4 separate regions of the Mus musculus genome follow, and regions 1, 3 and 4 are each linked to region 2. Evidence: chromatin loops called from intact Hi-C (ENCODE). Cell type or tissue: heart. All regions are shown on one strand. Links, peaks and the distances in the headings refer to the core of each region. The heading gives the core; the rest is flanking DNA.

What was found. Peaks named below come from ENCODE experiments on the same cell type or tissue, not always from the same donor. Only the 100,000 strongest peaks of a DNase experiment are listed, where the experiment ranks them.
Region 1: a loop joins it to region 2, with 6 times the contacts of the local background. A loop is called at or near these places in 25 of 42 quality-filtered maps.
Region 3: it touches region 2 in a loop (4-fold over the local background); 14 of 42 quality-filtered maps call a loop at or near these places.
Region 4: it touches region 2 in a loop (4-fold over the local background); 30 of 42 quality-filtered maps call a loop at or near these places.

Annotation. Positions count from the first base shown.
Region 1 is chr10:127,161,662-127,167,262 of GRCm38, forward strand. B4galnt1 (beta-1,4-N-acetyl-galactosaminyl transferase 1) reads left to right here and starts at 3,495. Exons shown (of 11, transcript NM_008080.5): 1 at 3,495-3,858; 2 at 4,343-4,561; 3 at 5,057-5,221; 4 at 5,338-5,444. The coding sequence starts at 4,344. It overlaps Gm51819 (a long non-coding RNA gene), which reads left to right. Exons shown (of 3, transcript XR_003949045.1): 2 at 981-1,030; 3 at 2,004-2,022. In heart, for the core only: no CTCF peak of the experiment used is centred there; DNase peaks (open chromatin) are centred at 3,540, 4,300, 4,420 and 5,430; H3K4me3 peaks cover 2,489 bases; H3K27ac peaks cover 1,528 bases; H3K27me3 peaks cover 4,273 bases.
Region 2 is chr10:127,226,739-127,232,475 of GRCm38, forward strand. Kif5a (kinesin family member 5A) reads right to left here. Exons shown (of 29, transcript NM_001039000.4): 24 at 4,554-4,770; 25 at 4,186-4,339; 26 at 3,831-3,898; 27 at 3,411-3,438; 28 at 3,007-3,118; 29 at 1-1,683. The coding sequence ends at 3,040. Among named protein-coding and RNA genes, the nearest start is that of Pip4k2c, 18 kb to the left of the region's middle. In heart, for the core only: a CTCF peak has its summit at 2,360 (motif pointing left); a DNase peak (open chromatin) is centred at 4,329; H3K4me3 peaks cover 422 bases; H3K27ac peaks cover 280 bases; H3K27me3 peaks cover 3,004 bases.
Region 3 is chr10:127,120,988-127,126,724 of GRCm38, forward strand. It overlaps Os9 (amplified in osteosarcoma), which reads right to left and starts at 173. Exons shown (of 15, transcript NM_001171026.1): 1 at 1-173. The coding sequence starts at 131. In heart, for the core only: CTCF peaks have their summits at 2,684 (motif pointing right) and 4,433 (motif pointing right); a DNase peak (open chromatin) is centred at 2,684; H3K4me3 peaks cover 1,330 bases.
Region 4 is chr10:127,175,163-127,180,899 of GRCm38, forward strand. It overlaps Slc26a10 (solute carrier family 26, member 10), which reads right to left and starts at 5,420. Exons shown (of 18, transcript NM_177615.4): 1 at 5,069-5,420; 2 at 4,463-4,573; 3 at 3,567-3,724; 4 at 3,181-3,345; 5 at 2,776-2,928; 6 at 1,925-2,007; 7 at 1,645-1,792; 8 at 1,410-1,523. The coding sequence starts at 5,411. In heart, for the core only: a CTCF peak has its summit at 2,692 (motif pointing right); DNase peaks (open chromatin) are centred at 2,749 and 3,389; H3K4me3 peaks cover 3,656 bases; H3K27ac peaks cover 299 bases; H3K27me3 peaks cover 4,146 bases.

The sequences.
Region 1 (5,601 bases), core at 602-5,601, 65 kb before region 2:
AGCAAAATCTTGCTAGTGTATGCAATGGTGTCAGCGTTTGGAGGCTGATTATGGGATGGATCCCCGGATATGGCAGTCTCTAGATGGGCCATCCTTTTGTCTCAGCTCCAAACTTTGTCTCTGTAACTCCTTCCATGGGTGTTTTGTTCCCAATTCTAAGAAGGGGCAAAGTGTCCACTCTTTGGTCTTCGTTCTTCTTGAGTTTTACCGGTTGGAGATTCTTATAAATGGCCAAGTCGGTGCTGGGAATCAAACTCAGGTCCTCTGGGAGATCAGCCAGTGATCATAACCCCTGAGCCATCTTTCTACATCCCTCAAGATCACTTGGCAGGGGGTGGAGGTGGGGTGGGGGGGGGGGCAGTGTTTTCCAAGACAGGGTTTCTCTGTGTAGCCCTGGCTGTCCTGGAACTCACTCTGTAGACCAGGCTGGCCTCTAACTCAGAACTCCACCTGCCTCTGCCTCCTGAGTGCTGGGATTAAAGGCATGCCCTACTACGGCCTAGCTTCAAGAGCATTTTTTAAACATATATTTACCCAGGAGTTCTCTAAACTCTCAGATTCAAGTGATCCTCCTGCCTGATCCTCCTGAGTAGCTGGGAATGTAAACACCACTATGCCCAGCTAAGAGCATTTTTATAGTGAAATTAAAAATATAGATTTCTATTCTTTGATATTGTTAGTTATCTTTCATGGATGAGGGGTTCATCACTGAGAGATATGTCCAACCTTTTTTTTTTTTTTACATTGTTTTCCATAAAGTTCACACTTCAGATCCATGAGATTGAATTACAAGGGAAAAAAAATCCAAAATTTGTGTTTTAGTTAAACATACGGTTTTGTGTCAGACGGGATTCATAGCCATCTTGTGTGGTGCATGTGTCTTGGAAGCAGAATAATTCCCTGGTTACATGGATAGACGCTGTTGAGTTTTAATCTTAATTTTGCCCCCTCAGCTAAGCAATCCCTGTTTTCTCATTTAGAGAAGAAATAGGAGCCCCTGGATCGTAGGAGCATCGGTGGTTATCAAATGGTAAGCGGAATGCTCAGCAGGAGGAAAATGAAAACTGGTTAGGTAGGTGGCATAACTCAAACCGCCCTGCTCCCTCCAGCGCTTGTGTTAGAGCATGTGGTTTCAGATGGAGATGAGCTCACTGTGGTGGGGAGGCAAGGCAGAAGGAGCAGGAGACTGAGAGAGAGATCACACCTCAGCTGACAAAACCCACTAGAGAGAGGACAGGAAGTAGGCTGAGGCTCAGCGGAATGCTCAGCAGGAGGAAAATGAAAACTGGTTAGGTAGGTGGCATAACTCAAACCGCCCTGCTCCCTCCAGCGCTTGTGTTAGAGCGTGTGATTTCAGATGGAGATGAGCTCACTGTGGTGGGGAGGCAAGGCAGGAGGAGCAGGAGACTGAGAGAGAGATCACACCTCAGCTGACAAAACCCACTAGAGAGAGGACAGGAAGTGGGCTGAGGCTCTGAACTCTCAGAGCCCAGCCATAAGGACGCGCTTCCTCCTGTAAGGTGCCTTCTCCATCCAACAGTGACATCACCTGGAGACCAGGTGCTCAAATATCTCAGCCAATTGAGGAGCCTCTTCATCCAAACCACCACATCCTAACACACGGACACATGTACGCACATGTATGAAGAACATATGTGTGTGTGTGTGTGTGCTTCACAAGATATTTCCATGCGTAGGGAAACAATATATGAAAAATCTCAAAATACCATTCTCTCAATGAGGTTAATCTTCAACACTTGTGCGTGTGTCTGCATGTGTGTGCTGTGTGTGTGAGAGAGAGAGAGAGAGAAGAGAGAGAGAGGGGGAGAGAGAGAGAGAGAGAGAGCCTGAGGAGACCAGAAGAGGGCACAAAGTCTCCTAGTGCGCAGTTATGAGCCACTCAACATGGGTGCTTCGAATCAAACTTGGGTCCTCTAGAAGAGGGAGAAAAGCTCTTAACCACTAAGCCATATCCCCCAACCCAACTGTTGGCTTTCTGACAGGGTCTCACTTACTTAGACCAGACCAAACCTGCTAACTCCTCAGCTCCTGACTCCACGGTGTTAAGAAAGGCATGCGCCACGTCGGTTTTGATTCTACCAGTCAAGAATAAGATGACTGCCACAATTTTTGAACAAAATTTGAAGCAAGCTTTAATACTAGCCAGGATGATGGACTCTGGCCAGTCCACTCCAGGGTTCCTAGAAAATGGCCACCAGCTACAATGGCCAGGTGATTATAAAGGGCTAACTCACAGGCTATGCCTTGGTCAGATGGAAGCAAGCATACATCCTGACATACTTCCTCCTACCTACCTCTCAACTCCCTGTGATCCCCTAGAAAAGTGAACGCATGTGGCTTGCTATCTGATACGGGTAACAGCTTCCAGAGAATCGTGGCGTATCTGTCCTCGGGCAGGGAGTTGACCGGTTACAAAGATCATTTTGATTCACGGAGTTCTTGGGCACAGTAATAAAAACCTAACTTTGCATTCTACACCCGATGTCTATCAAGTGTTTTGTAAATAAATTTATTCCTATTTACAATAATATTCTATCTACATGTGGGTCTGTGAAGGGGTATCCAGACGCCCGGGAACTGGAATTATTGTTGTAAGCTGCCATGTGGGTGCTGGGAATTGAACCCAGGTCCTTTGGAAGACCAGCCAGTGCTCTTAACTGCTGAGCCATCTCTCCAGTAAGTGTTTTATATAGACAGGTTTACTAATATTTCCCTTCGCCTCTTGCTTAGGGGATCTCTTCCGACTGTAAAGGAAAAAAAGCCCTTGATTTATTTTAAAGGTTTTGTAATTCTACTTTTAGCATTTGATCTGAAACTTCTGGTTTAAGGGTGGGTTTTCCCTCTTCTCCCCAACACACACACACAGTTCATTCAATATTGCTTATCTACAGCCCCAACCCCCAGACACATTTTTCATTATGTTTTACCTATTTTTCTATTCAATTTTGATCCTTCTGAGAACCACAGGACTTTGTTTCTGGTCAGTGTCGGGAATCAAGCCACCTATGGCCTACTTCACTGTCCATCTGGCCACTTTCTGCGGTTCCTCTTCAAGTCTGTACCAAGAAGCAGTTAGGGGAAGTAGGCCGGCCATTGAGTAACGGCTTGCCTCGGTTGATGGCTGGAATTCGGAGCCAAGAGGTCAGAGAGAGGCCGCTGTCTTTGTTGCTCGTGAGGCAGTGTTCACCTCCAGGGCTGGCTGGTTTTATTTATTTCATCTTCCCCATCCAAGTGTTCCTTGAAATGAGGTTAGACCGCATACTGAACCCAATCGCCCTTCCTGGGGCTACACTGTGAACGAGTGGGGAAATGGCGGGGACCGGGAACTGGCATCTTAGACACCGCGGTTTGGGGACGAAGGGATGTGAAAAGGGGGGACCTTCCCGGGAGGGCTCATCGCCTAAGCAATCTTCTCCGCGTCCGCCAGACGGCGCCGCGGAGCTCGCCATCCCCGCTCAGAGCCCGAGCCTGTGCCGCAGCCAGCCCGGGAGCGGCGCTGCGCTGCGGTGTGAGAGCCGGGCGGAGGCCTGAGCCCTCGGCTGCCTGGGAGCGCGACGCGGTGCCAGGGCTTCCCCGCTTTGTCGCTGGGGCTGGGGCGCGGCGGATTTACGATCCAGTTCACCCCGGCAGGAAACGTTCAGAACCACCCCCGCGCTGCGGTCTACAAAGCCCCGGAGTCCGCAGGCGGGAGGAGTCGGATCCCCGACACTGTCGGGCTCCCTCCCGCCCAGCTCCCGCATCAGGCCGTCGCCGGCCTCATGAGGACCCCCCGGCCGGGGCGGAGAACCGGGCACTGCCCGGACCGCGATCCTGCCGCGGCCTTAGAACGTTAGACAGGTCAGTGCGCTGGCACGCCCGGCGGCCGAGGTGTGGGCAGGAGCGGCGTCCTCCTGGCCTCGCGCATCGTGCCCGTGGCTCAACGAGGCCACCCGAGGGTCACCGAGGCCGGGCACCCGCGAGCGCGGGCGCGACACCGTGCCTTCCCTGACCCGCCAGGTGCAGTACAGCCGCCCCTCCGCAGCACCCTGGCCCGGCTGCTGCCCGTGGGGTGGGGGTGGGGTCCCCGAGGGCTGCGCACCCAAGATACTGCATGTCACCACGGCAAGCCTTGGGTGTATGCGGAAGCCCAGAGGCGAGAGAGAGGCGGAAGAAAGGAGGCCGGGAGACCTTTGGCGTGAGCATGAGGGAAGGGGTGCGCGCCGTGCGGAGCGGAGATGGCTGGCCTTGGGTACCTGCGCGAGCCTCGGAGGCGGCGGGGTCCAGAGTCCCGGCCCTCACGTTCTCTGAGAGCCTGGTCACCTCTCACCCTCCCCCATATCAGGATGCGGCTAGACCGCCGGGCCCTCTATGCGCTAGTCTTGCTGCTCGCCTGCGCCTCGCTGGGTCTCCTGTACTCCAGCACCCGAAACGCGCCAAGTCTCCCGAACCCTCTGGCATTGTGGTCGCCCCCACAAGGTCCCCCGAGACTCGATCTGCTAGACCTTGCCCCTGAGCCTCGCTACGCACACATCCCGGTCAGGATCAAGGAGCAAGTGGTGGGGTGAGTGCGGACCGCGGCGTGGCGGCGGCGACAGCGCAGAACATGCTGGAGGGGGTGGCCGGGGAGCTTTTGTTTCCTCCAGTGCTAGACTCGGACGCTGCTTACTGCTGACTGGTTGGGTGCAGTTATCAGGGAGGTGGAGAGGGCTACCGAAGCTTGAACTGGGGGGGAGACAGGGGCGCGGCAAATCTATCCTCCTCAACCTTGTCGCCGCCACTGGAGTGTGGGAGGATGTACAGGCAAAAGAGCACCCGGAGACTGCCTGCTGTCTTGATTTAGACTTGAGATTCCAGAAGGGTTCCTGGATGGCGGCTACGTAGACATCCTAGTAATTGGCCCTAGTTCGCACCTCTGTAACGCACAGATTTAAGGGATAAGCTGTCTCTCACCTGTGGGCAGAGTTGAGGGATCAAAGTGTGCAGCGCTGTGCGTTTTGTGAGATAAATGGAGCTTAGGTACCTACCTGGACTCTGAAGCCGCTTCTCCTCCCTTTAGGCTGCTGGCTCAGAACAACTGCAGTTGTGAATCCAAGGGAGGAAGCCTTCCCTTGCCCTTTCTGAGACAGGTTCGGGCGGTTGACCTCACTAAAGCCTTTGACGCTGAGGAGCTGAGGGCTGTTTCTGTCGCCAGGGAGCAGGAATACCAGGCCTTCCTTGCAAGGTACCAGTGAGAGAGGAGGATCCAGCTCTTCCCAGGGAGGCCAGTGGTGTCGTAGTGACCCCGTTGGAAGAAAGAGCTCCTCTCCTACTGACTCCTTTATCACCTCTACACTACAGGAGCCGGTCCCTGGCTGACCAGCTGCTGATAGCTCCCGCCAACTCCCCCTTACAGTACCCCCTGCAGGGTGTGGAGGTTCAGCCCCTCAGGAGCATCCTGGTGCCAGGTAAAGAAGGAAGGTCTCAGGGGTTAAGTCAGGTCGTGAGGGTGGCGGAGCTACAGGCTAGCAGGTGGAGATCTCTGACAAAGAGATATGGAGGCAGAGGGACTCTAAGGTCGTCAGGTATTGCAGGAATACCTGGGAGGCTTATGAGTAAATATCC
Region 2 (5,737 bases), core at 440-5,439:
GGACTGGGTATCTGGATACTCAACTGTTTTTCTTGGCTTAGGCTGAGTACTGACCTTCATCCCTGCAGCTGTCTGGAAAAATACCTTAGCAGATGGGAGGACAGGACCATCTGAACTAAAGCAACGTCCGTCCTCTTCAGTGCTGGGCAGGAGGGGACCTGAGCTGAGATGGCAGTGGGGAAAGCATTAATTTCATGCTCTTAGCCCCTGCCAGTTCGGAAAAAAACTGTCCTGTCCCCACTTCCTTCCTTTCCTCCCTTCCTTCCTTTCTTTCCTTCCTTCCTCCCTTTCCTTACTTTTCCTTCCTTCCTTCCTTCCTCTTCCTTCTTCCCTTTCCTTCATTCTGAGATAGGATTTCCTCCCGTCATAGTACAAGCTCTCCTGGATCTAACTGTGTAGTCCAGGATAGCCTCAAATTTAGCAATTTTCCTACCTCGGCTTCCTGAGAGCAACATTCGAAAGTGTGAGCCACTACACCCAGCTTCTGCTTTTTTGCTTTTGCAGTGCTGGGATCAACAGCAGAGCTTTTTCCTGTGTCAGGGAGGCCGCCTGCCACCATGCTCCAACCTGCTCCCCCACCCCTGTCTTTAAAGTGCACTTGGGACCAGATGGAGATTACAGAAGGAACTGTGTTTGGGGGAGGAAGGTATACTGGGAACAGGCCAGATTCCATTCTGAAGGGACGGCATCTAGAGACGGCGATTATGCCAACAAACCGGAAGCCCCAAACCAAAGTCAGGAGTGGGAAGCACACACAGCCCAATATGGGAGAAAGAACGAGCTTGGAGCTTCAACCTGAGGGTTCTGTGACAGAGTAGCACACAGTAGTCCCTCAGCCTGCTCACTCCCCAGAGCCAGGGAGCCAACCATTCTGACTCCACCTGCGTATAACTATTGGCACAGACAGGTGAGCAGCGGTTTCTCAGCAGTCCGCCTTCTCGAATTTTCAGAAGATGTTTTAAACCAACTCTAAGTTCTGGTTGTGATATCTGGAGTGGAAAGTACAAGAGGCTTGGGCCAGAAAGGGAAACAGTCCCTTGAGTAGTCCATGCTCTCCAACCAGGGAAGGGAGCACAAGGCAGACCTCACAGGGCAGAGGAGACCGCCTCCAGTGTGCTGACTCCGGTGAGGGATGCGTATGTGTGAGGGAGAGAGCGGTGTCGCAACCTTCCACTGGGGCCTCCTCTGTGTTCTGTGTAAAGAGGGAAGGGGTCTATTTCTCTCTTTTCGTAGATGCTAAGACATTCCTCTGCTTAAGGCTTTGTATGTACACTGTGTGTGCATGCGTGTGTGCGTGTACACGTGTGTTTGTGAGAGAGAAGAAGGGCAGCCTCCCCGCTCCCATTTTTCCTTTATCTTTTGTGACCTCTACTCAGTGACTGACATCACTCGGTGTAAGAAACGAGTCTATGGAAGAAAGAAGAAATATTCCCTCCTCCCTAACGCCCAACGAGGAAGGGAGACTATGCTTAAAAACTGCTAAATACATCATCAGATACTTAGAGGGGAGGACAGAGAGGAGAGACAGCAGCAGCTTCTGATAGATAGATACAGAGTACAAAGAGATACGGAATAGGAGGAGACATCAAACAGTCCAACATCACGGGCTGGGGAGGGAGTTAGTGTCAGAGACCACAGGTTTTGCAGCATGCTGAGAGAAGAGGCCTCAGTCCCTCTTAGAAACTGGGGAAGAAAGAGAAAGAGGGTGTGAGGAGCCAGCCCGGCCTGGCCTCTGTGTAGGAACAGACAACATAGAACACCACGAAGCCAGCCCCACCCCCCACTGCCAGCCAGTCCAATCCATGTTTCTCCACCCCAAGTCTTGCCAGCATCCTCTCCCCCTTAACACATCTCTTTCTCTCCTGCTTTTCTGCCTGAGCCACTGTCCGGGGAAAGCCTGGGAGGGACGCGGCCTCGTGCATCTCAGCAAGACTGGACATTTTCTCTTGATTCAGCAAAGGAGCTATAAAGTGTACCATAACATAGGTCTCTCTGACCATCTGGGGTCTAAAACAAACATGGAATATGCCCGGTGACACCAGGTCCTGGTGTGATCGGGGACTTGGTGTGATTGGGGAGGTGTTGAAGCTGGAGGGTTAGTGGATGGGGAGGCAGCTGGTTTCCATTTTTACTGACCGTACTGTTGTTTCTAGCTAGAGACACCGAGAGTCTTTGGCAGCATATGTCAATCCAGGAGTAGTGCAGACATCACCTTTACACGAGGTGGCTTAGACATCTCTGTGTATCTAAGGCTATTTTAAGGCTATTTTAGGGTAAAGGCACAAGGTAGTAGACCGATGGACAGCAGCCCTTGCCTTTAACAAAAATTTTAATGTATGACAGTGACCCCTAGTGGTAGAAATGAGTACTGTGATTACCACCAGCACCTAAGGGAAGGCTTGGGGCCATGGGAGGTCAGGGTTGGCTATGAATGAGATTTGGGCTTTTTAGCAAATGTTTCTGTTTGGTTTTGATACAGGGTCTCATGAATCCAGGACTCCTTTGAACTCATGATCTCCCTGCCTCTGCCTCGTGCAGCCATACAGGGCCAAGCAGGAGTTGGAAGATTTTGGCTCAGTCACTAAGTGCTTACTGAACAGACATGAGGACTATGTTTGGATCCCCAGTACCCCAGGGGACAGAAATGGGCAGATATGGGGGGTGGGGTGGGACAGAGGGAGGGTGGGGAGGTGACTGACCAGCCAGTCTACCCCAAAACAGCAAGCTCCAGGTTCTGTGAGAGACCTCAAAAAGTAAGATGGAAAGTGAGAGAGGAAGACACCCACACCAAGGCTGGCCTGTGGATGTGAGCGCGCACACACACACACACACAAATGAAGACACCCACACCTACTAACCTTGGCCTCCTGATGTGGGTACACTCATGCACACACAACACACACATACAGACACATACAAACATATACACATACACATGAACAGGAGAAGCAGCCATGGCCAGACAGGAGGAGGCTGGGGCTAGGGAGGGAAGTGGCCTGCAGCTACCTGAAAGTGCAGATATGTGGCCAGGGTTGGGAGTTAGCTGGCTGCTGTCTCTTGGTGGAGAGGGAAAAGCTTGGCCTGGTCCTCAGCCTCATAGCCACACGGCAGGTCACTCCTGGAGGAAGAAACAGCCTGTCAACAGCTCTGCCCCCACTGCGGCCAGCACTCTGACAGCGTGCCTGAGATACTGAAGGGCGGGTGAGGGCAGGAAGGATGCAGGCTTCCTAAGGAACCTCAGGCCTTGCCCAAGGTCGGAACGTTCCCTGAGGTACGGAGAAAGTACCCATGGGAGTGCCTGGATCTCCTGCCTCATTTCTTCCCTCCTCCCCAGAGCTCCAGGGAAGTCCTCTTAGAGAAGTGTTATTCGATTTTTTTGGGTCCCGCCCAGAGACCCCAAGTCTGAGTACCTGTTGTCGTTGATATCTGTGGCATTTCCTGAAGGGATGAGAACACAGGGTTAGAAAAAAGCTGGCGTGAGGAACAGTCTTCACAACCCCTCCCATCCTGAAGCCCATGCCTCTGAACTGGTAAACTGAGGCACTCTACCCTCACCACTCCAGAAAATAGTGGGTTTGGCTGGAGACCTAAGCAAGCCCTTAGGAGAAAGCTGGTCCACATGAATCGTACCCAACCCCGGTACAACCCCTCCCTCCCCAGCTGTACCAGGAATGGGATGCAGGGCAGAAACCACACTAGGCACAGGCTGTTCCACGAGCTCTCCCTGACAGTATCGTTTTGTTTGACCCTCCAGTGAGAGGAAGGTTCTGTTCGTGTCTGTTGTAAACACCTCTCATCTTCCCTGGGAATCCTGCGTCTTCATCACTTACCATTGTCCATGTTGGCCTTCTGGTAGGAAGCCAAGGGGGCAACAGATGTGGCTCCGCTGCTGGCAAAGCTGGAAGGAGCAGAATACAGATGCAGCCCACCATTCTGAGAGCCACTATGCCCACCTTCCTCCCGGTCACTCACCCTTTCTATGCCTGCAACAGAGGCCACCAATCATGGCGACAAGGAGAAAGCACCCACCTCCTAACCACGACCCAGAAGACCGCGAAAAGGGTTAGAAACCACGGGACTCAGGAAATGCATTTTTAAAGGAACCAAGAGCTGACACCACCCTAATGCCTTCAGAGGGCCCAGATGGCCTTGGGCTGGAACTGCGGCCACACCCACGTCACTCACTACATATCTGAAGTGGAGCTAGGCGCAGCCTGCAGGTGCAGGTTCTGGTAGTTCTGGAAGAGGTTGTTGGTGTAGCTGATACACTCGGGGCTCCGGGTGCCGTAGGGGTTGGTGGGTGAGGAGGCAGGATAGTGGCCAGGCCTCACAGGCTTAGCTACAGAACAGAAGAAACAACCGTGAGAAAGCTATCATCGGTTACCCGAGTCTACCTGGCCCCAAGGTCAACCCCAGCAAACCACAAACTGACAGCGTCATCCTCTGGTGGAAAGGCTGGGGACTAAAAGCAAGCGTTGAGTGGTCTGGCACTTAGGGACTGGCTGCGTTTGCCTCAGGTGGCGATGCGGTCTCACCAGCTGACATCCACTCACCGATCTGGGCAGAATGGCCCCGCTTGCCGGAGCTCTTGTACCGCACGGCTTCTTTGATGCGGTCCACCTCCTGCTGGTATCTACGCTTGTCCTTCATAGCGCCCTCCTTGGCCTCCTTCAGTGCACCCTCCAGGGCCTTAACTCTCTCAGCCGTAGCCCGAAGTCGTTTTTCCAATTTAGGAAGCTCACAACGCAGATCTGCATTGTCACGTACCAGCTGCGGAGTGAGCCGCACGGGAGAGCCCAGAAGAAAAGCCGGTGACCCAAAATAGTCACCCAGAGGAGCGTGGGGGTTGGGAGAAGAGAGAATAAAGGACAATCAAGGCCCTGTCAAGGGACCTCCTTGCTCTAGCAGTGTGTGGCTCTAGCCGGTTCTTCCATCTCCCTGTTTTCTTTTTTCCTTTTTTTTTTTTTTTTTTTTTTTTTTGGTTTTTCGAGACAGGATTTCTCTGTGTATCCCTGGCTGTCCCGAGCGCTGGGATTAAAGGTGTGTGCCACAATGCCCGGCATCTCCCTGTCTTCTAAGTGGCAAAACCTGCAGCTCTGCTATGGCCCTGTCCACGCGCCATCCATCTGGACACTCCCGTCCGTCCACTGTACGCCACAGCCCATGCCCGACCCACAGCTCCAGGGCCCCATGGGGATGAGATGGCTGAGTGAGCGTGCCAAGGCAGGACAGCAGGAGCACATGACAGAGGGTGGACACAGGCTGAGAAGGGCGCGGCAGGTGAGAGCCTGGCAAAGTAGAAGCTAGGCTCTGTAGAAGCCAGGCTCTGGGACCCATGCAGCCACACACACAGAGCCTCGCAGGAAGGAAAGGAAGTCCTGAGATTGCACAAACGTTTGTGCTCACTGCCTTTCCCCAGGGACCCCCTGGGCTGTCTTCCCCTACCCTGTTAAAATTATGCCAGAGTGTGATGGTAACCACTCCGCAGTGAAAAGGCCATTGGATCATTTTGCAGTGTCTATACATTGATGGACACTTGAAACTACTCAGGTGCAAGGCCTTGGGAGCTGGGAGGGAGGGAAGAAGGCAGGCAGGTCAGCACAGCAGAGAGCATGATGGGAAAGGGACAGAGCTAGAATCTTCTATGCAGCTTTAGTTGATTAGGGACATGGAATGTCTCTCCGCTCCTGGTTTAGCTTAACTGGTGGCAACTCTTATTTCCTTCACAGACTGCTTC
Region 3 (5,737 bases), core at 347-5,346, 110 kb before region 2:
TGGATGCCATAACGCATCTCACTCAGCTCCTCCAAATTCAGGCTCCCGACACCGCCCGTCAGACGCGCAGGTAACAGGAGCCCTAGAAATAGCAATCCCAACAGACTGGACAGCAGCACCTCCGCCGCCATCTTCCGCTCCGTCTCTGCTAGAGATGTCCCTTCCGCCCCAAACCTGGCAGCGGCCTCACCCGCCCATTAGCGCCCCAAGCTTTCATTGGCTGTCCGGGAGCTCTCTCTTACGTAACGCATCCTCATTTGTAAACGTGGCGTCAAAGCCTCCAGGGAGGCGGGTCGCATTGTTAGTAAAAATCAATAGCTGTTTCTGATTGGCCAAGAGCAACAACCAATCATCGGCGAGATTGGGCCCCTCCCCTCCTCGCTCCTTAATCCTGAGGTGTGGTATGTGGCTGTGTTCTTTTGCCTGTTGTCTCATCCCCAGCTGTCGGAAATAAACCTTCTTACTATTTTTCATATATTTCTTGCAATGTATGGCATCTCCATCGGGCAGAATATTGAAGCGGATGGTGAGTGCGGGGGATATTTTTGGAAGTTACTTAATATCTTTTCAAAATATACTATACAGAAGCATGCTTCTTCATAAAAATATACATATATCGCACAGATATTTATGTATGTACATATATAATTATGTACATATTTACATTTATATACACACAAATATACATGTACATATTTTTATATACACATATATGATAATATATTACCAACAACCAAATAATCTGTGTCAAAACCTGAATTTGCCCTCCAATAAAATTATTTTAAGAAGGAGAGTGTGGTAGTGCATGCCTGTAATCCCGACACTCATGACACAGAGGCAGGAGGCTCAATAATTCAAGGTCATCCTCTTCCATATTGTGAGTTTGAGACCAGCCTTCGATATTTGAGTCACACTCTCAAATACACACAGACACTGGCTTAGCAGGGTTCAAGCTGCATCACAGTTGGTGTACACACCTGGAATCCAAGCAGTCATCCTTGGCTACATAGAGTTGGGTTCAAGCCTGGAATACATAAGACTCTGTCTCAAAAGAAGAAGAAATAATAATGGAGCCAACAGTGGAGGTAGATGCCTATAATTATAAGCTGAGGCAAAAAGATGAACAGTAGGAGCCAGCCCAGCTTATGAATAGCAATCTTTGAGGAGGAGGAGGAGGAGGAGGAGGAGGAGACAAGGAGGAGGAAGGCAGGGGAGAGGAGAAGGAAGAACTAAAAATAAGGGCCTTCTGGTTAAAGTTGGGCTGGGTCTTGGGTATGTGGGTAAAGTGTCTGTTTGTCCAGACTGTAAGGGAAAACCTGTAAAAACAAAAGGGAAATGAAGCTGGAAACAGACGGTAACTGAATTAGCAACCCTGAGAATATCAATTCCTAGACAACGGCAAACGAGAGACATTATATACCATTGGAAAATTTCTGCGGGGAAGCTCACCACGCCAGGGGAAAATCTAAAAGATACACAGACACATATCCTGCTTTTAACACCTTGGGTTATGTGCCTGCACACAGACTTTTCGATCAGATCTTCATAAGACCTCACAGTTAAAAACTCGGAAAGCCAAGCACAGTTATCTATCTAAGGGAAATCCTTAATACACAAGAAAGAAACCAAAACAAGCAAGTCAGAAAGGAAAAAGCAAATTGGAGGCTAGAGAGATGCCTGGGGTGGAAGAGGCAGGGGTAGATGGAAAAGTGTTTTGGTGTAGGCCTGAGTTCATAGAAAAATCTAGCTCAGCCGACAATCTGTCATTTCAACTCATCAGGGCAGTTTTATGTCAGTGTGACACAAGCTAGAGTCATCTGAGAGAAAGGTGCTCCGCTGAGAAAATGCCTCCACAAGATCAGGCTGTAGTCCAGCCCATAGGACATTTTCTTGATTAGTGAATGTAGCCCAGCCCATGGTGGGTGGAGCCATCCCTGGGCGGATGGGCCAGGATTCTATAAGAAAGCAGGCTGAGCAAGCCAGTAAGCAGCAACCCAGCATGGTCTCTGCATCAGCTACTGCCTCCAGGTTCCTCCCCTGTCTGACTTCCTTCAGTGATGAACAGTGGCGTGGAAGCATAAGCCAAATAAATGTCCTTCCTTAACTTGCTTTTGATCCTGGTGTTTTATCACAGCAATAACAACCCTAAGACAAACAGAATAGGCAGATCCTGGGGGCTTCTTGGCCAGCCAGTCTAGCCAAATTGGCAAATTGGCATGCTCCAGCGTCAACCAAAAACCCTGTCTCAAAAACAAAGGTAGGGAGCAATAGAGGGAGACGCCCGTGCCGATCTCTGGCCTCGATATGTCACAAACACTCACGTATGGACGTACACGAGCACACCCCTCTTATTCAAATTAAAAAAAAAAAAAAAGCAAATTAGAGCAAACAGATTGCCAAGCAGGAAAATGGCTTAAGTGTCCTCGGTGGAATAATCCAGTGCGTCTGAAAAGAGCGCACTGCACGGCTGAAACCTTCAGTGAGTCAAATCCAGGGCTCTATGTGGAGCCATACCTGGCGAATGTGCAACACTGAAATACATCCCCATTTCAGGCAGGGTGGCACTTAGCTCAGGAGACCTAGAAGTCATTATCCTGCTCCACCCTCAAGCACTGTAATTAGAATGCTGTGTTTTTCTTATTGTTTATTAATTTGCATGTATGTGTTGTGCCCAAGGAAGCCAGAAGAGGGCGCTGAATTCCTTAGAGCTGGAGTCACAGTAAACTGAAAAGCCAAACCTCAGTGCTGGGGAGCCAAACCCAGCTTCCCTGGAAGAGCAGTGTGTACCCTTAACTGATGAGCTATCTCTCCAGCCCCAAAAGTATATATATTTTAAGAAGATTTATTCATTTATTATATGTAAGTACACTGTAGCCGTCTTCAGATGCACCAGAAGAAGGCATCAGATCTCATTATCGATATTTATAAGCCACCATGTGGTTGCTGGGATTTGAACTCAAGACCTCTGGAGGAGCAGCCAGTGCTCTTAACCTCCTAGCCATCTCTCCAGCAGCACCCCCAAGCTATTTTTTTTAAATATTTATTTATTTTATACATATGAGTGCTCTATTTGCATGTATAACAGAAGAGGGCATCAGATCCAATTATAGATGGTTATACATGGTTGTGAGCCACCATGTGGTTGCTGGGAATTAAACTCAGGACCTCTGGAAGAGCAGCCAGAATCACTGAGCCATCTCCCCAGACCTTTAAAAGAAAAAATTATGTGTGTGTGTGTGTGTGTGTGTGTGTGTGCAACTACCATTCAAATAAACAAAAGGAGTTCTTAGAAAGCTAAACTATAATGGAAGAAAATAAAAACTCAACAGAGGGGCTGGAGAGATGGCTCAGTGGTTAAGAACACTGACTGCTCTTCCAGAGGTCCTGAGTTCAATTCCCAGCAACCAACTGCATGGTGGCTCACAACCATCTATAACAGGATCTGATGCCCTCTTCTGGTGTGTCTGAAGAGAGCAATGGTGTACTCATATAAATAAATAAACCTCTAAAAAATTTACTCCAGGTGTGGTGGTGCACACCTTTACTCTTGGCACAACAAAAGCAGCAGCAGGTGGATGTTCTGTGAGTTCGAGGCCAGCCCGGTCTATACAACAAGTTCCAGGACAGCCAGGGCTACACAGAGAAACCCTGTCTCAGGAAGAAGAATACAGGCAGGCATAGTGCCAGGAAGTTCATTTTAGTGCTCAGATGGCAGAGGCAGGCACATCTATCAGTTGGAGGAGCAAGCCTTGGATTCATAGACCCTGTCTCAAAAACAAACAAACAAAAAGAAAAAAAAAAGATATTTAAAAGGAGCTCCAGGGCTGGAGAGATAGCCCAGTCAGTAAAGTTATCCTAGATAGGGCCTGTGTCGATCCCCAGAAGCTGGGTAATCCCAGCAGGTCACCGGCAACACTCATGCTTGCAATGCTAGCACTGGGGAGGTAGAGACAGCATGCCTGGGCCCTCCGGCCAGCCAACCTCCTCCATCTACTAGGTGATGCTAGGCAGTGAGACCCTGACCAAAACAAAACCCCACCGAAGCTGGCTAGAGGAACAAGAGCAAATGCTAACCTCTGGCCCCAAAAGGTACCAGCACAGGCATACATGCACATACATGCACATGGACATGAACACAGATACACAGACACGATGAATAAGTGTTTCATGATGGGCAGGGTAACCTGCTTGTAATCTCAGTACCCAGGAGGCTGCAGGAAAACGGTTGCAACTTGAAATCCAGCCTGGTCAACCCATCAAGTTCCAGGTTAGCCAGGAATACATATCAAGCCCTTGTCTCAAAGAAGAATTGCACATTGGTCACAACAATTTTTTAAAAAGACTTATTTGTTTTATGCAGATATTTTTTTTATCTGAATGTACACCTTTGTGCCAGGAGAGGGCATCAGATCCCAGGACCGATAGATGGCTGTGAGCCACCAAGTGGTTGCTGGGAGTTCAACTCAAGAGGCAGCACTTTTAACCACTGAGCCATCTCTCCAGGGTGAAGCCAGCAGTAGTGGCACAGGCCTTTAATCCCAGCAGAGACAGGCAGATCTCCATGTTGGAGGGTAGGCTGGTATATATAGTGAGTTTGTGGACAGCCAGGGCTACACAGGGAGACCCTGTCCTGAAAAGCAAAACAAAGAAAAACCCCACAACAAAACAAACCACAAACAAACAAAACTAAAACCGAACAAACAAACAAAGCCCAACAAATGAACAATTTTCAAAGCTCCTAGAGGAAAGAACCAAGCTGCCCTGCAGAGATGACAAGTCAGGGCAACAAGAGCCTTATCAGTTCCCAGGCAATAAGATGACAGTTAAAAAAGCTTACGTGTGGTATTCACAGGGGGCGACACCACTTCAGAACACAGAGGACACCTGTAGTTTCCAGCTCCCCTTGGGAAAACCACTGTGACCTTTGCAATTAAGCCTCGTTAATATTCTGAAACTTTTCGATAATCATAGATTCTTCTTCAAAAATTTCTAAACTAAGCCAGGCGTGGTGGCGCACGCCTTTAATCCCAGCACTCAGGAGGCAGAGGCAGGTGGATTTCTGAGTTCGAGGCCAACCTGGTCTACAGAGTGAGTTCCAGGACAGCCAGGGCTACACAGAGAAACCCTGTCTTGAAACACCAAAAAAAAAAAAAAAAAAAAAAAAAATCTAAACTATAAAATATCCCACACCCAAGCACATTGGGTATTATGGTACAAGCCTGTAATCCTCTACTCTCCAGTCAGAGGCAGGGGGATCAGAATTTAAAGTCATCCTGAGCTCTGTGAGAGTTCCAGGCTAGCCTAGGATACGTGAGATTCTGTGCCAGTAAACAAACAAAGAAAAGGGCAGCAAACAGAACAGAGAAAGCAGAAACCCGGTTAAGTAACTATCAGTTTAAGAGGCTAACTCTACGGTATTTTTGTGCCTGTTTTGTCTTCTTATTTTTCAAAGATGTTTTTACCTCTGTTTAGAAATGTACTTTAGTATTTTTAACTGTGTGTATGTGTGTGGGTATGTGCTCACAGGAGCCTCAGATATCCTGGAACTGGAATTACAGGTGGCTGCCCGCCATCTGATGTGTGCGCTGGGAACAGAGCACGGCTCTAGGCTAACTGCTGAGCCATTCCTATGAAGAACTCTAACAGGCCCAAACCTGGTACTGGTTGGTCCTGCCCCTCCCCTCTTCCCTCCTGGGCTATACCACTAGACTCCTTATCTGGCCACTTTCTTATCTGA
Region 4 (5,737 bases), core at 248-5,247, 52 kb before region 2:
AAACTCTCCCTCCTCCCCCAGAAAAGTCTCCTTCCTCCCAAAACTCCATCAACACAGAAAATGCCCTTCTCACCCCGTTCTTGATGTTCTGCCAATCACACTTAACCCCTCCCCCCAGCTAAATGTCTATCACTTGCCAGTCCCTCCCAGATGTGCACAGTTCAACCTCCCCATTCTTATAGCCCATCGCCATCTGCAAAGGTCTTTTGGTACTGATGCTTTGAGAAGCAGGCTAGCCATCTGTGTAGGATATAGCAGGGAAAACAAAACATATAAAGGTAGGAGTGGTATGTAACCATTCTTTCTTTTTGTTTACTGTTGTGGTTTGGTTGTTTTGGTTTTTGGGTTTTTAAAAGGTTTATTTATTTTATGTACATGACTACACTGTCGCTGTCTTCAGACACACCAGAAGAGGGCATCTGGCAGGGAAATGGTGGTGTACACCTTTTATCCCAACACTTGGGAGGCAGAGGCAGGTGGATTTCTGAGTTCAAAGCCAGCCTGGTCTACAGAGTGAGTTCCAGGACATCCAGAGCTACACAGAGAAACCCTGTCTCGAAACAAACAAATAAACAAACAAAGAGGGCATCAGATCCCATTACAGATGGTTGTGAGCCACCATGTGGTTGCTGGGAATTGAACTCAGGACCTCTGGAAAAGTGGCCAGTGCTCTTAACTGCTGAGCCATCTCTCCAACCCGAAGGTTTTGGTTTTATTTTGTTTTGATTTGTTTTGTTTTGTTTTTGAGATCCTTATGAGAACCATCAGAATTATTTTATCTCCTACATTTATAGGTATGTGTGTGTGTGTTTGAATGTGCGTAGAAGCACAAGTGTGTGCAGGGACAACATACCTGTGTCCCAGTTCTTGTAGAATTCCACACTGGGCCTCCTCCCCCATCACCTTATTCATCGAGGCAGGATCTCTCAGCTGAACCCAAAGCTCTTGGGTTCCTGCCCCCATCCCTGCCTTCTAGACAGGTCACCATACCCATGGACCTGGAGGCTTGAACCCCTGTGCTAATGCTTCTGCTTTAACCACTGAGCCATCTCCACAGAATGGTGGCAGTCCCCTTTCCACAGTCACTATGTGCCCCAGCCTGCCTTGAGCCCCAGACAATCCTCTGCTCTGTCAGCCTTCCTAGTTCCAGAACTCTGGGTATGTAATACAACACCTTGATGTTACTGTTTTTATTTTTAATCAGGTCTGAGGCATTGTAGCTTTTGCTTACGGCCAACAGAGGTCCTCATGGAGTTCCGTTATTGTCTAACCCTCCTCTTCATAATCCCATTACCATCCTGGAATATGTAGATGCTAAATCCTGGGTTATCCACCTGTTCCCCACTCTCTCCTGCCACCCCTGTTGAATGTCCCATCCTTTCTCCTCATCCTCTCAAGGATACCCTTACCTGTGTATTCCCACCAGCATCCACTAATAAGCTGGTTGTAGCCAGTGTGGCCGAGTTGGGAAAGCAAGAGAAGAGAGAAGAAATGAGGTTGGAGACACCGTGGGCCAGGAGTTCCTAGAAGGACACAGCAGGATGAAGATGGGGAAGACGTAGGCACGGGGTGGGGTGGGGTGGGGAGGAGTGAGGCTAAGGGGCTTAACTCTGAAAAGGGATGACATTCACAATTAAGTCACACCTGATTGGGCTCAATAGTGTAGCTGTACTTGTCTGCATAGATGGAGGCCAGAGAGGTGGACACAGCAAAAGTCACCAACGAGATAGGCAGGGAGTCGGCCAGTATCCTGGGCAGCTCATCCAGGGTGGGGAGGAGGGGTTGGGGAAATCTAGGGAAGGAGAAAGCCAGGATAAGGGTGGGTCCGCCGCCGGTGCTACAGGGAACAGAGGAGACAGGAAACAGGAAGGGGCGGGGCAGGGGAGGGGTATCTTGGGAGAGGTGGGCGAAGTCTTTCTCTTACCCTCCAGGCAATGGTCCCACTACCTGGACATTGTATCTTGTGTCCAGGGAAGAGGTGAAGCAGAGCACCGTAGCCAGAAGCACCTGAAAACGATCACACCTTTTGTTTCGTTTTGTTTGTTTTTGTGTGTGTGTTTGTGTTGGGTTTTTGTTTGTTTGTTTGTTTTGTTTTGTTTTTGAGACAGGCTGTCCTGGAACTCACTTTGTAGACTGGCCTCGAACTCAGAAATCCGCCTGCCTCACAAGTGCGTGTGCCACCACTGCCCGGTTTAGAAGAAAGAGGTTTAACATGAAAGAGAATCCCTTTGCGAGTGTGGGGGCCTCTCTAGAGTGTAGCAGCTGATGAGGCCACAGACTAACTCACCTACACTGAAGGAAGAGTCCGTGTTTGCCCGGAGAGAGGGACAAAGGATCTAAGAGGAGGTCCTTTGGGATTGATGGACACAAAAGACACACTTGAGCCAAGTGAGCCATTCTAAGCGGAGAGCACATGTGAGTTGCCTGTGGAAAGCTGTGGCATTCATTTACACTGGAGGAGTTATCTGGGCGGGCAGTGAAAGGAATTACAGTGAGGGTCCCCGAGGAGAGAAAAAGTGCAGTGGGAAGGAAGGAGAGGAGCAAAGAGAGGCCTGACGCTCGACTCCGGTAGTGGAACAGTTCAGGTGTGTGTATGTGTAGCGGGGGAGTTCGGATGGCTCAACTGCTCTGGAAAGATGCTTGGAAAAGTACGCGTCACCGTGATCTCTCGCTTGTGACTCCTGAGATTTCCACAAGGGGGCGACAGCCTCTAGATCTCACTGGATGGGGAGGATCCGGATACAGCGGGGTCCAGGGATCTAGAGCCGCCCTCACCATGACAACTTCTCCTGGGATTGGAGTAAGTAGCCTGTCCCGGAATCGCACGTTTAGTTCCTTGACTGGCACTAGCAACACCAGGCTGAGCGCCGAGATGGTCACTTCTGCAGGACTGCTCTGGGACAGGGCGCTGAGCACCGCGGCCAGCGTCTGCGGGCAGGGACAGTGTGCAAAGGCCGGGTACCAGCGTTAACTGACCCCGAGAGACTCAATACCAACCCACTAGGCCGGGGCAAAACTCTCTTTCCAGAGGCCATCAAGGCTTCTACGTCCCCAGCGCTCTCACGCAGCGCCATAGTTCCTTGCATTCATTCCTTGTTGCCTATCTTAACCCCTTCACCCACCGTCCCTATCGAGCCACCCTTTCCCGTGACATCTAGAAACCTCTTTCCCCACCCCCACCTTGAAGAGAGAAAAGCAGCCGATCTGGCGTGGGAGAGACAATCCCAAGAGGCTTGGCAGCTGGGACACCAGCACGTGCAGCGCGGCCCCGCTGGTCAGCGCCTTGATCACAGGCTCCGATAGAAAGGTGGACAGGACACCAAGCTGCAGCACGAACATCCCCAGCTGTAGAGAAGGCGGCGACAGGTGGGGTCGGGGCGTGGTGCGAAACCTCCAACAGACCAGCCCGCACAGTGCACCAGCTTCCCCACGATATATCTGCCACTCCGGACTGGAAGCCAAGTTCAATGGTGTTTTTATCCTCCCCTCTATCCTCTGGCACAATTGTGTTGGTCCTTTTCGGTGGATTCATCTAAGGTCCTCACCCGGGTCGAGTCCTCGCTTACCATTAGCGCCCCACTCCCGAAGGCCACAGCGGCTGCCGCCCCAACTCTCCGAGCTTCCAGTTGCTCCCTTTCGATTCCACTGAGGTTCCCCGCGAGGGGTTCGGGCACCACCCTCTCGACTACAGAACCGGTCATTAGACTGAGTACTGCGAAAGTTCCTGCAGTCATGGGCCAAATGCAGAGATTAGCATTCGTGCAGCCTGGGGCAGAGCAGCAGCCGTGACTCGCACAGTTCTGGAGTCTCACATGCGTCCCATCCGCTCTCTTAGAAGACCTTAGGATCACGAGCTGGTGCAGCAGCCAGGAACCGATGCGGAAGAGCGCACCCATGGAACCAGTGGGCAAGGAGAAAAGAGTGTACCCACTGGCAAAAAAAAAAAAAAAAAAAAAAAAAAAAAAAAAAAAGTGCCCCTTCCTCACGCTCTCACTGGACCGTGAGCCACTGTGCACCTCTTTCCCTTCAAGGTCATGGTCCCTTCAAGTTGTTTCTTTTAACCAAATGTCACAGGGGACAAGGAGATCCTTGTAAACTGTCGCCTCTATACCCACTCCAACAAGCCTAGGGAGGCGACAGAGTTCTGTGCAAAGGGGGTGGAAATGGGTTGTGGATCCCAAGAGAGGTGGCAAGTAGGAGAGGGAAGGGGGCAGAGGGGAATACAGCCCCAAAGCTTCCAAGTAGCAGCCTTGCTAAGGTGTGTTTGACCCCTGCTTTTAATCCCAGCACGCAAGTGGCAGAGGCAGGATCTCTGAGTTTAAGACCACCTGGTCTGTGGGGAGCTTCAGACCAGCTAAGACTATAAAATGAGACCCTATCTCAAGGGATGAGGGTATGCCTCAAGTCCCTGTCTATTTTCATCCCAAAGAGAAGCAAAGTCATGAGCAGTGTGGCCACTCACCAGTGGACAGGTGTCTCCCAGTGCCCAGTAAACTGTAGATGAGAACAGGAAAGAAAGACGTGTAGAGTCCGAACACCGGGGGCACCGAGGTCAGGAGGGCAAAAGCCATGCCTGGTAGAAAAGTAGAAGGAATCGGGGTGGGGTGGGGTGGGGATGGGATGAGGGTGGGGATGGTGGGGTGCACAACCTCCAGATACTGCCCTTCCCAACACTCTTGGGTTGACACCAGATACTATCAATCATGGCCCCGGAGGGAACGGAAAGGTTAATTAATGGGCCTCAGTGGGAGGTCGTGAGGCTGACAAGGTCACAGATCCTTGCCCACGTCCTGGGTGGCAGGTTTTGTGCCTCTCTACAATTCTCTGAGGCAGAACAGAGTCCAGTATATCTCGCAGAATTGCACAGATGTGGAGGGATGGGGGTGGGGAATTATGATGGAGTCCCTTAGTCCTCTCAAACCGAACCTCAAGCTCCTCCTCTCTGATCCTCCCCCATGCAGGGACACAAGTCCTCCACATCACTGCTGGACTCTCAGCTTCCCAGGGCCCTGCCCTGAAAGCCCCCCATAACTTGGAATTCCAACGGGCTGAAGTTGGGGACTCTTACCCTGGGGCACGTGCACAACGCCCACGGTTACTCCAGCCACAGCATCTCCGAGCAGCCAGGCTCGCCAGCGGTATTGGGGCAGCCAACGCAGCGGGGGCAGCCGTGCCAGCAGCACGCGCCACGCCCCCGGCCCAGAACAGGCGCTGGCTCGCCTCCTCCGCAGCCTGCACAAGCAGGGTAGGCAGGGCTCCGCTGGCAGCTCCGGCTCCGGCTCTGCGCCCCCGAAGAGCTCCTGGAACCGAGCGTGGGTGAGAGGTTCTCTGAACCTTGAGCTCAGCGGAGACTTAAGGTCAGAAACCTCTTCCGGATCTGAGCAGGTCCCAGAGGCAAGTGGCCCACTCATTTTGTCCTTGGCCCCCTGCAGCATCTCCTGGTCTTAAATACCCTCTGTTCCATCAGCTCTGAGCCCGCCTCTATAAAGCAGGGTCCAATCCGGACCTGTAGGGAGTACTCTCTAGAGTACCTCCTTGGGTCAGGCTTGGGTGGAAAAAGTCCCTGTGTTAGGCGTTTCCTCAGATATCCTTTCTTAGCTCTGCCTAAGAACCTGGGGGCCTGCTGTGAGGATGTTGAGGAACCATAGGGAGATAAGAGACCCACAGTCACTTCCAGTGACCCTCATCGCTTCGCTTCTCAGGGACTGGGAGGCATTTTTTTTTTCTTCATTTGCAC